Regions from separate parts of the Homo sapiens genome. Here region 1 is linked to region 2. A link is an interaction called in ENCODE POLR2A ChIA-PET data of the cell type or tissue named here. Cell type or tissue: IMR-90. All regions are shown on one strand. Links, peaks and the distances in the headings refer to the core of each region. The heading gives the core; the rest is flanking DNA. Region 1 has its middle 52 kb from the start of SNORD111. Region 2 overlaps SF3B3 (splicing factor 3b subunit 3).

Region 1 (2,812 bases), core at 209-2,708, 56 kb before region 2:
GTCACCAGCTGGGCCCTGTAAGAATCCGGGGAGATGGTGCCTGTATAGGGCTGAGCACCCTGCCTGGCACAGAGGTAAATGACAGCTCCCTGTGCCTCCATACAAGGTGACTGCCAGGCAAGCTAACAGGGGCAGGGTGGGAGGACGGTGAGGGCCATTCTTTTTTTTTTTTTTTTTTTAAGAGACAGGATCTCACTCCACTACTCAGGCTGGAGTACAATGGTGTGATCATGGCTAACTGAAGCCTCGACCTCCTGGGTTCATGCGATCCTCCCACCTCAGCCTCCTGAGTAGCTGGGACTACAGGTACGTGCCACCACGCCCGGCTAACTGGGTCATTCTGGATAAACTGCTGTCCCTGCCAGAGTCACCCTCTGTCCTAGCTATAAGCGTGGTGGTCATCCTGCCTCAGCTCTGGGGACAAAGGAGGGCACTGGATCACTGCCATCAGGAATGGTATTTATGGCCTATCAGGGGCCAGGTTGGAGTTGGACAGATTGAATCATGTGGACAAGGTCTTGGCACCCAGAGAGCTGAGTTGGAAAACACAGTTGCACAAAAGGCAAAATCAGCTCAACAGCTATGGGACAGACTTAGAGGCCTGCAAGAGAGTTATTAGGAGTGTCTCGTTGAATGGCAGGAGAAGGAAGGCACTGAGTGACACGGAGCCTGGCTCTCCCAGTCTCGCTTGGCATGGTCCCCACAGTGCTGTCCTGAGACCCCGGAGACCCGAGCAGGCTGGGGCCGGGGCCGGGTCTGACTGCACAGAGCAGCCAGCGCTGACAGTGTGAAGGCAGCCAGAGGGAGGGGCAGCGCACTGACGACGGGGAGGGCACAGCAGCTACATCTGTACTGTGGGGGTGGCAGGGCACCCCTGACCCCAGGAACTGACTGCCAGGGGCGGGGGCAGGGAGAGGCCAGCTTGCGGGGGGACGGGTTTGGGAGACTTCCACCCAGGATGGAGGGCTCAAGCCGGACTGCCTGGGTTCGAATCCCAGCAACGCCAGCTGCTGGCTAACCTTGGGCAGGTGACTTAACCTCTGAGCCTTGGTTCCCAGGTGTTGACAGCCCCTACCGCACAGGGCTATGGTGAGGATTTGAGATCAAGCCTGTTCAGCTTAACACAGCACCTGGCCCAGTGAAAACAGCACCAGCTACTTCCGCACTATTGGGCTAGACCTGGGACAAGCCTTCCCACCCGGCTGCCCCCTCCCTCTGACCCGAGCACCACCTTTACAAGGGTTTGTTATATACAATTTTTGTCTGGACTGGGTCCCATCAGAGAGGTGCACAGCGTCGGAGGTACACAGCCTTGGCTCCACCCCCACCTCGCACAGGCACCTCCTTACCTGCCTCCGCTAATGGGGAGCTCCCCAATCCACAAAGCAGCCTCTGTTCCTCATGCAGACATCTCTGATCATGAGTTCTCTAGCGTGAGCCCAAATCTCTTCCCTACAACTGCCCCTTAGTGGGAGTGATTTTTCTGCCAGGGACTTTCCAATGTCTGGAATCTGCCCATCCCACACATGCTAGGAATCCCCCAAGCAGGGCCCCATCACGGCTCCAGGAAGGATTCCCTGAACCCCAGCCCTCTCCCGCCGTGAGCAGCTTCTGCTGAATGGAGTAATGACTTCCACAGGGACACAGACGCCCCTCCCCTGGGTGGGTCTGTCCATCTCTCCAGCAACACCTCCCCGAAGGCAGAAAGCCTTGTATTCCCACAGACCTGAGGCTAATAACACAGTTCACATGCGTTGCCTCATCCTGTCCTCACGAACCCTGTAAAGGATCTACTATTTTTTCGTTTGTTTTTAAAAATCATGGTAAGGCCGGGTGCAGTGGCTCACGCCTGTAATCCCAACACTCTGGGAGGCCGAGGCAGGCGGATCATTTGAGGTCAGGAGTTCAAGACCAGCCTGGCCAACATGGTGAAACCCCATCTCTACTAAAAATACAAAAAATAGCTGGGCGTGGTGGCGGGCACCTGTAATCCCAGCTACTTGGGAGGCTGAGGCAAGAGAATCACTTGAACCCAGGAGGCTGAAGTTGCGGTGAACTGAGGTCATACCACTGGACTCCACCCTGGGTAACAAGAGCAAAACTCTGTCTCAAAAAAAAAAAAAAAAATCATGGTAAAAAAACACATAAGGTGAAATGTACCACATCTATAAAAAAGAATGAGATCATGTCTTTTATGGGAACATGGATGGAGCTGGAGGCCATTATCCTCAGCAAAGTAGCACAGAGCAGAAAACCAAATACTGCACTTTCTCACTTATAAGTGGGAGCTAAATGATGAGAACTCAGGGACACATAGAGGGGACAACAGACACTGGGGTCTATCTGAAGGTGGAGGGTGGGAGGAGGGAGAGGAACAGAAAAGATAACTATTGGGTACTGGGCTTAATTCCTGGGTGATGAAATACAACAAACCCCCATGAGTTTGCCTGTGTAACAAACCTGCACATGTACCCCCGAATCTAAAACAAAAGTTAAAAAAAAATTAACCATTTTAACCATTTTTTTCTTTTCTTATTATTATTTTTTGTGTGTGTGACAGAGTCTCACTATGTTCCCCAGACTGGAGTGCAATGGCGTGACCTTGGCTCACTGCAACCTCCACCTCCCGGGTTCAAGCGATTCTCCTGCCTCAGCCTCCTGAGTAGCTGGGATTACTGGTGCCCGCCACCACGCTCAGCTAGCATTTTTGCCACCGCTCTCAGCTAGCATTTTTTTCCCAGTGGCATTAAATACATTTATATTATTGTGTTACCATCACCACCATCCATTTCCAGAACTTTTCATCTTATAA
Region 2 (2,812 bases), core at 2-2,501:
GTAGGAAAATGTCCTTGTTCTCGGGAGCCATTATCTTAGAAGATTACTGGAGTGAGGCATCATAATGCCTGTAACTTCTTTTCAAATTGCTTAGCCTAGAAAGTATATGGATATATCATGAGAAAGAAAAAACAAATGTAGCAAAATATTAATAACGGATTAATCTAAAAGGCATGTGGGAATTCATTGTTCATTGTTTTTAAACTTTCTGTATGTTGGAATTTTCAAAATAAAAATGTTGGAAAAAAAAAAAAACCAAATAGAATAAAAGGCAACCTATCTCTAACAAATATGCCTGGTTTCTCCAAACTAGAAACATTCAGGAATTTCAAATTAATAATTGTCCACAGGTTCCTCTGAAATAGAAATTAGATTAGTTTTAATTCCCTTTCTAAGAGAATTTGTTTGGCTTTTACTAAAATATTTCACCAGCTTTATTAAAAACAACATTTACGTCCCTGCCCCAGGGTCACTGAATTTTTTTTTTAATTTACAAAAAAACTAAATTGGTAACAAACTAAGAGACTACACTGTAATCACAAAAATTAAACACAAATCTCTCTCTTCTTATATCAAAGATCTTACCCGCCTCCTGGGAATTGGACAGCGGATATCTGGCTGGTCACCAAAGTTCTTGTAAGTAATATAGTTTTCAGAGCAGATCAGTACTCCACTTGGACCATCTGACCCTCCTGGAACTGTGAGAGAAAATAAAACTTAGCAGTGACTTTGACTCAGACATGAATTTCTTCAGCTTTCAACTCCTCCTCTCTTTCAGCACAACTTGATGATGGTAATGTGCCTGATGCTAAGAAACATTTCATGTGTTTCTCCTCCCTTATGTTCATGGTAGATAAGGATGAAGCACAGTTTGTGTTTACATGGAAGGTTTGGTCTCAGCCTGGATAACGTATCCAAATGTTTACCTCCAAGCCCAAATGCAGTTCTCATCTTCAGACCCCATCTTCAGACCTATAATACATCAAATCACCTACTGGACATGGACCTTCCACCGGTATTTTTAAAATACAGTGTGTTCAGGCTGGGCATGGTGGCTCATGCCTGTAATCCCAGCACTTTGGGAGACCAAAGGCAGATCACCTGAGGTCAGGAGTTCGAGACCAGCCTGGCCAACACGGTGAAATCCCGTCTCTACTAAAACTACAAAAATTAGCCAGGCATGGTGGTGGGCGCCTGTAATCCCAGCTACTCGGGAGGCTGAGGCAGGAGAACTGCTTAAACCCAGGAGGTGGAGGTTGTAGTGAGCCAAGATCGTGCCACTGTGCTCTAGCCTGGGCAACAGTGCGAGATTCTGTCTCAAGAACGTAAATAAATAAAATAAAAATAAAATAAAGTAACAGCATGTTCATAAACAAACTCAAGTTCCTTCCCAACCCTGCTCCACCTCCTAGATTCTCCACCTTAGAGAATACTACCATCAACAGACCAAACCAGACACCTGAGTATAATCCTTCAATTCTCTCTCCTCCCAAAGCCCTATTGATTCTACCTCCTTAGCAGCTACCAGTATCTCTTAATGTCCTCATCAGTCTCCCCTCTTACAGTCTTAATATCCTCCATTTCATTAGCCAAAATGTAAGCAATTAATCTTTCTAAGGTTGTCAACCTATCAGATTATTTCCCTACTTAGAATCCTTCAGTAGCTTTCACCCCACCCCTACTCCTACCCCAGTCCCTTAATAATTAAATCATAATGAGCTTTTAATTATTTGAATGGACCATGTTATTTCTTGTATTTAGGCTTTTGTAAATGCTGTTCCCTTTGCCTACAACTGAAACTTCCTCTCCCACTCCAACTGCACCTAGCTAACTTCTAACTAGCCCTCAGATCTCAGCTTAGAGACTCCAGCAAGCTTTCTGTAACACATTCGTTTCCTTTCCCTGTTTAGGGAACCTCTTCTCTGTGCTGTCATGGCATTTGGCACAGTTTCTGGTAATTGTTTTGGTTATTTATCTGTATTCACCACCAGACTCAATCTTGCACAAAGGCGGCACCACGTCTAATTTTTCACCACTGAAGTCCCAAGATCCAGCAGACTGACTTAGCACATACTGACTGCAAAGGCTCAATAAAAATGTGTTGAAAGAATGAAAAAGCCCTTGTAAATGAAAGGTATGGTAATATGTTACAAGTAATGAGATGTGTGATCAAAAATTCATCTGCTTAACGTATTAACAAAGGTAAGTGCTGTCCTTTATTTTTATTCTCCAGTATCTTCCCCAAACAACATCTTATTTTAGACATCAGTTGAAGTGCAAATGATTCAAAATAGAACTAGATCAGTTTTCCCCAAGCCTGCTGAAATGCAGATGACCACAAATGTAGCTGTACTCATTTAGTCTTTTAATATAATCAATTAGTAACGTGTATTTTCCAATGGTGAACTGATTTCCAACCATGAAAATATTTTCCATTTTTTAGCTCCTCCAAAAACGTTACTTAGCTATGTGCATTTAAAACACTGAATCTGATTTGCTGGAATGTTAGCTTTTCCTATCTACAACCGTATGAACTAGCCTGCAAATTTTTTTTGTTACTGTCCATCCCTAGTTTTGATACTGTAGTCATACTAGACTCAGAGAGCGGCACAGTAGCATTTACTCTTTTTCTACTCTAGAGAAATCTGTTTTACTTTTTTTTTTAATATTTACTTTTTCATTGAGACAAGATCTCACCTTGTTTCCCAGGATGGTCTCAAACTCCTGAGATCAAGTGATGCTCCTGCCTCAGCCTCCTAAAGTGCTAGGGTTATAGGCGTGAGCCACCATGCCCAGCCGAGAAACTTGTTTT

What was found. Peaks named below come from ENCODE experiments on the same cell type or tissue, not always from the same donor. Only the 100,000 strongest peaks of a DNase experiment are listed, where the experiment ranks them.
Region 1: POLR2A ChIA-PET joins it to region 2 with 6 read pairs; 5 of 35 experiments call an interaction of 5 or more read pairs at or near these places.

Annotation. Positions count from the first base shown.
Region 1 is chr16:70,588,938-70,591,749 of GRCh38, reverse strand. It overlaps a transcript of IL34 not described here. Among named protein-coding and RNA genes, the nearest start is that of SNORD111, 52 kb to the right of the region's middle. In IMR-90, for the core only: no CTCF peak of the experiment used is centred there; a DNase peak (open chromatin) is centred at 1,529.
Region 2 is chr16:70,533,194-70,536,005 of GRCh38, reverse strand. SF3B3 (splicing factor 3b subunit 3) reads right to left here. Exons shown (of 26, transcript NM_012426.5): 6 at 586-698. Among named protein-coding and RNA genes, the nearest start is that of SNORD111, 3.4 kb to the left of the region's middle. In IMR-90, for the core only: no CTCF peak of the experiment used is centred there; no DNase peak of the experiment used is centred there.